Regions from separate parts of the Mus musculus genome. Here region 2 is linked to region 1. The links are chromatin loops, found by intact Hi-C in ENCODE. Cell type or tissue: left cerebral cortex. All regions are shown on one strand. Each heading gives the region's core, and the rest is flanking DNA. Links, peaks and the distances in the headings are about the cores only. Region 1 overlaps Gm34654 (a long non-coding RNA gene). Region 2 has its middle 26 kb from the start of Gcm1.

Region 1 (2,915 bases), core at 192-2,691:
TGCCTGTGTGCTAGCTGACTCTCAAAGGCCAGACCCTCAGTGGCTCTGAGGTGCCTCTCCTGCGTTAAGCATTTGCCTCTAGTCTAGCCAGCCATGTCCAAGAGTCATGGGGTAAAAGGAAGACCTATGGAAGCTAATTCTGTTGATCAGTAAATGGTTCCAATTGCTAAAGAATCAGCCACCAAATGCAGGCACTATTGCATATGCCAGCAAGATTTTGCTTAAGGAACCCTGGTATAGCTGTCTCCTATGAGGCTATGCCAGTGCCTGGAAAATACAGAAGTGGATGCTCACAGTCATCTATTGGATGGAACACAGGGCCCCCAATATAGGAGCTAGAGAAAGTACCCAAGGAGCTGAAGGGGTCTGCAACCCTATAGGTGGAACAACAATATGAACTAATCAGTACCCCGGAGCTCGTGTCTCTAGCTACATATGTATCAGAAGATGGCCTAGTCAGCCATCATTGGGAAGAGAAGTTCCTTGGTATTGCAAACTTTATATGCTCCAGTACAGGGGAACGCCAGGGCCGAGAAGTGAGATTAAATGGGTAGGGGAGCAGAGCGGGGGGGAGGGTATAGGGGACTTTTGGGATAGCATTTGAAATGTAAATGAGAAAATATCTAATAAAAAACGTGTGTGTGTGTATGTGTGTGTGTGTGTGTGTGTGTGTGTGTAGAATCAAACCACTACAACAACAAAGACCCAACTTGCGCTGAGTGACTATTGGACTTGGCTATAACTCAGTAAATGCTTATGGCCTGGTATGTTTAGGGTTCCAGAGGTATGTTCATTACTCTCCATAAAGCACTTTGAGAACCTTGACTGAATCATGTTTTTTGGCTGTTAGTGTAATTCCCAGGCAGGGGCTCATAAGGTCATACACAGCCAAGACAAATATGTGACATTTCTATGGTCCAGTTGTCCTTTTGTTTACAGCCATAGGGGCCATCCAGGAAAGGAGAACTGAACTATTTATTCTCAAATGCTTGCTTTCAGGGGGCCGAGGAAATGGGAAAAACATTTGTAGACAGGGCTATTGTGTTTGCTGCTGGCTGCTGTCCAGTACTTATGAAAAGGGCGCTCTCACCAAGTAGACGCTTTGTGTCCCTGTAAGAAACTGTTTCCTCTGTCTGGAAAGTGAGTTGTGTTTCTTTGTTTCTAAGGTTATTAACCCAGATGCATGAGACCCTTTGTCTCCTTCAGAGTAACCTGATTTTGCGGTTCCCTGGGTTCTGGAGTTTGTGCCTTTGCCTGTAGGTGAGGTCCTGAGCCTGGAAGACTGCAGGCATATTGACATGGTGGTGTTATACCGCCACCATGGGGGCACTGCTGGAATTTCAAGGTACTTAGAAAGCTTTGTTCTCGTCTCTAATGTCCACGTTCAGAAGTGAAAGTGAGCACGTTAATTTTACGTTATGTCGTTCAACTCAAGTACTATGAAAGTTATAATTTATCAAAAACCATAAGGACACAACCTGCCTGTGGAAAGGCTCTGGAGGGGTAGATAGCTTCAGCAGGTGTGTCTGAAGGACTTTAAATAGGAAGAGTCTCCAAAGATCCATATAGTGAAGGCTTGACTCCCAAATGCAGTAATGCTTAGAGTGGGGCCCAGTGAGGTGAATAGATCAGGAATGTTCTAAACTCATCTACAGAAAGTAGGTGAGTCTGTCGGTAAGTTCATAGATAAGGGCTATTAGCATATAGGCCCTCCCTGGAGGAAGTAGGCTACATAAAGAGAGAGTGCTCCATCTCCCCTCACCCCTGCTCGGGAGAGTGCCACTGAAGGCTATGTCTCCCCTCACCCCTGCTCGGGGAGAGTGCCACTGAAGACTATGTCTCCCTTCACCCCTGCTCGGGAGAGTGCCACTGAAGGCTATGTCTCCCCTCACCCCTGCTCGGGGAGAGTGCCACTGAAGGCTATGTCTCCCCTCACCCCTGCTAGGGAGAGGGCCACTGAAGGCTATGTCTCTCTTCACCCCTGCTTGGAGAGAGGGCCACCTTCTGCCTGTCACCAGGTGAGTGGCTTTGCTCTAGCACATGCCCAGCCATGATGCTGTCTCATGATGGCCCAGAAACAAAGTGGATGGAACCCTGTGAATCTACAGGCCCAAAGAATCTGAGTGGGTTTTCTCTGTGTTTCTCAAAGCAATGGAAGACTACTAGCCTGATTTAACCTACAGACCAGACATTTCAGTCTTCTAAGCCACAAATGTAGTGACCCTCTGGGATATCTCCAGCTCAGCAGTAGAGCTCTGACTGAGGCCCTGGGTTGGCATGTCATGCACACACACACACACACACACACACACACACACACACACGCACCACTGACAATTCATTTCACTACGTTTTGTCTTGATTAAGTGACACAGACTGTCTCAGTCATTGGTATTTGGAAATTATTCAGTGAAGGACTGCTTTGTTGCTATTATCTGACACTGACTTTGCCTTTGGGCAACCTTATGCATGACGAAAAGTGTTGCGGGTAAACTTGCTCAAAACCCAGTGAAGTCAGCACCCAACCTGCTGCTAGAGAGGATGCTCCTGAGACCCCTGGGAAGTCGGAAGAAACAAGTAACAGCACCAACATTGATGCTAATTGCCAAGGTGGGGATGAAATCATATTTTCATTGCTTGATCCTTTGGAATCAGAGAATCATAAAAAGTACACTCCTTCTCCTCTCCCCCCATGGAGCAACCAACCGGGTGTTTAAGTCACTTTCAAATTAAAATGTGAGCCAGTGGAAGGGTGACTAGAACCTAAGATTTTCCACAAATCATCCAGTGTTCTTTATGCAGCATCAAGATATCACCAATGGTCACCAGTCCATATCGCCTTCGACTGGACTAGTTACAAAGATACTTCATCCAGCGATGTATTAGTCCCCATCTCAGCAATGGAAATAGCGACA
Region 2 (2,915 bases), core at 312-2,811, 270 kb before region 1:
ATATGTGTGCCACTGCTTCACCCTTAGGGTTATCTCACCATGCGGGTCATTGCTGTGTTTCTTGAACATCATAGCTATGTAAGGCTTGGCTGCCTCTCCTTTGGAACCTGCCTTTGGGTACCATGAAACTAGTTCCTAGGAAGGAGCTTTGTATGTCAGTTTCAGCTCAGGGGCCTTTGGGCCTTGTGTCTGAAGTACATGGTGTCTTCAGCAATAAAAAAGGGACCTTCCACCTCTTGGGGGCCACCAAGGGCAGTAGCAAAATCTGTAATGTTTTGGGAATCTCTTGAACAACCCTGATCAACAACTCAAATGAGGGCTTCTCCTGTCTGGTGTTAGAGTTTTCATCAGGTGGTCTTTGGCTCAGGGAGGGAGTGCCATCAGCCCAGATGGAAATTTTTAACTTAAACTATAAATATATGTTTACAGAGACTCATGTGGATTATCAATAGTTTGGGTAGATAATAGTATGATTCCTTATGACTTTCTCAGATACCCTTACCTTTATTTTATCACCATCTCCCTACCCCTAACTAGACGCCCACTAATTTTCTCACAAGATTACTTATACCAGCTATTTCCCCGCTTCTCCTCCCCGCAATGGTCCTTTTCTACTTTCTGGTTTCTGAATTTTCTCCAGGATATGTATTCACTTCTGAAGATTTGCCATTCTGGTTCTGGGTTACCTTACTCAATATGGTCTTTTTTAGTTCCATTCATATACCTGTAGATTTTATGATTTCATTTTTCTTTACAGCTGAGTAGTAGTCCATGGTATATATGTGCCACATTTTTGTTATCCATTTGTCAGTTGAAGGACTTTTAGATAGTTTCCAAGAAAATCTATTTTTAAAAGATGAAGTTGGAGAGATGGCTCAGCAGTTAGGTCCGTACACATACTGATCCTGCAAAGGACCTGAGTTCAGTTTCCAGTACCTATATCAGGTGACTCAAAACCATGTGTAACTCGGGCACCATGGACCTGACATCAGTGGGCACCAGGCATGAACACGGCACATACACATACATGCATGCAAACACTCACCTACATAAAAACCAACTGAATAAATCTAAAAACAAAGTTGCTTTCTCTAAAAAGAAAATATCCTGACAGAAACGAACCTAGGGTTGAAGGAAGGGGTGTGTTTCCGTGTATAGCAATAGATCTATCGTGGGAATGTCAGGCAGGCAATTCAGGCATTCTGCTCCCCCTTCCACAATGTTTCCTGAACCTTGGGAGTGGCAAAGAGGGTTGGATGAAAGGTCTCATATAACAGTTACATTTGTTTCTTGAGACAGGGTCTCACCGTGTAGTCCTGGCTGACCTGGAACTCACAGTGATCCACCTGCCTCTGCTGGAATTAAAGGCATCTACTCCTGGCTAATTCCTCAATTCCTTTAAAACCCTGATTCCAGTGCCTTGTGGTTTTGCCACTAGATGTCACTCCTGTCCCGGTTTTTAATATATTACTTTGTGGTGTTGGCCTGTGTGTGTGTGTGTGTGTGTGTGTGTGTGTGTGTGTGTTGGGCAGAGTGTATGCCTGGGTTTTTAATATATTACTTTGTGGTGTTGGCCTGTGTGATGTGTGTGTGATGTGTGTGTGGTGTGTGTGTGTGTGTGTGATGTGTGTGGTGTGTGTGTGTGTGTGTGTGTGTGTGATGTGTGTGTGGTGTGTGTGTGTGTGTGTGTGTGTGTGTGTGTTGGGCAGAGTGTCCGGGTTTTTAATATATTACTTTGTGGTGTTGGCCTGTGTGTGTGTGTGTGTGTGTGTGTTGGGCAGAGTGTATGTCTGTTTGTCAGACTGAGAAACAGTCAGTCCTGAAGAAACTCCATCAGCACCAAGGCTTCTGTCTTAGTTAGGGGTTTCCATTGCTTCTTGGGGAAGAAAAGGTTTCTTAGTGCATACTCCATCACTAAGGGATGTCAGGGCAGGAACCAGGAGGCAGGAGCTGATGCAGAGGCCATGGAGGAGTACTGCTTACTGGCTTGCTACATACACCTGCTTTCTTATAGCACCCAGAAACAATATGTCCAGGGGCACCTCCCACAAGGACTGGGCCCTCCCACATCAATCACTAATTAAGAAAATGCACTACAATCAGCCTTTCATCAGATAAAAGCTTGGGTTGGAAACTTCATTGTCCTTGTTCTTAGTTTTTGTTTTATTTTTCTAGCATACAAGATTAGTGTCAAGAAACCCCACTCATCTCCCTGATGTTCCTGTGAAGCCACTTTGTAGGAGGTCACAGTGTCTCATTCACACTGCCAGGGCTCCAGAGGCCTTGGGAATATGCATGATTTTTGCATTGACGGAGGCTTGTTGTTAGGAGTAGCTAGTGAGCCATTTCTATCCAAGTCCGCATGCCAGTGTCTACTTTTCTCAATCAGTTTGATTTCCTTGATGACTGGCATGGACCAAATCCAGGCTGGAGAGATGGGAAGGCCAGTCTTCTTACAGATTCTTCAGTGCCACTATCCCTGGGCCGACACAGTTTTTAAAGAAAGTGCAGAGGACGGCCAACAACTAGGCTAGACAGTTGTCACATCCTAGGTCCCCGCCCAGTTTACCTTCTATATTTAATGCCCAACTTCATTTTAGCTGGCCACCTAGGTTCTATTGCTTCTCTCTCGCCCTCCCTTCTTCCCCCTCCCTCCCTCTTTAGTATACCTTTAGCCCCAGCTCCCTCGCCCCCATCTTTCTCCCTACAGTCCCAACTCCTATTGACGTTCCTTCCCCTCCATCCTCCCCACCACCATACTACTACTTACTAGACTTACAGTGTTTGCTTTCTTCTTTCACTCCCCACCCCCTTATACCCACAATAACTAATATTACCACACACGGTGCTGACAATGCCCCTGTCCTCGTGAAAATGACTAGCACATAAGGGAGTGGTTGTTGTCTGGTTGACTG

The links. Hi-C counts contacts between places; a loop is a spot of excess contacts. Peaks named below come from ENCODE experiments on the same cell type or tissue, not always from the same donor. Only the 100,000 strongest peaks of a DNase experiment are listed, where the experiment ranks them.
Region 2: it touches region 1 in a loop (4-fold over the local background); 1 of 42 quality-filtered maps calls a loop at or near these places.

What each region holds. Positions count from the first base shown.
Region 1 is chr9:77,805,357-77,808,271 of GRCm38, reverse strand. It overlaps Gm34654 (a long non-coding RNA gene), which reads left to right. Exons shown (of 5, transcript XR_379642.4): 4 at 1,167-1,345. Among named protein-coding and RNA genes, the nearest start is that of Gm34654, 45 kb to the left of the region's middle. In left cerebral cortex, for the core only: a CTCF peak has its summit at 1,311; a DNase peak (open chromatin) is centred at 1,318; H3K4me3 peaks cover 233 bases; H3K27ac peaks cover 302 bases.
Region 2 is chr9:78,076,980-78,079,894 of GRCm38, reverse strand. No RefSeq gene overlaps it. Among named protein-coding and RNA genes, the nearest start is that of Gcm1, 26 kb to the right of the region's middle. In left cerebral cortex, for the core only: a CTCF peak has its summit at 1,419 (motif pointing right); a DNase peak (open chromatin) is centred at 1,413.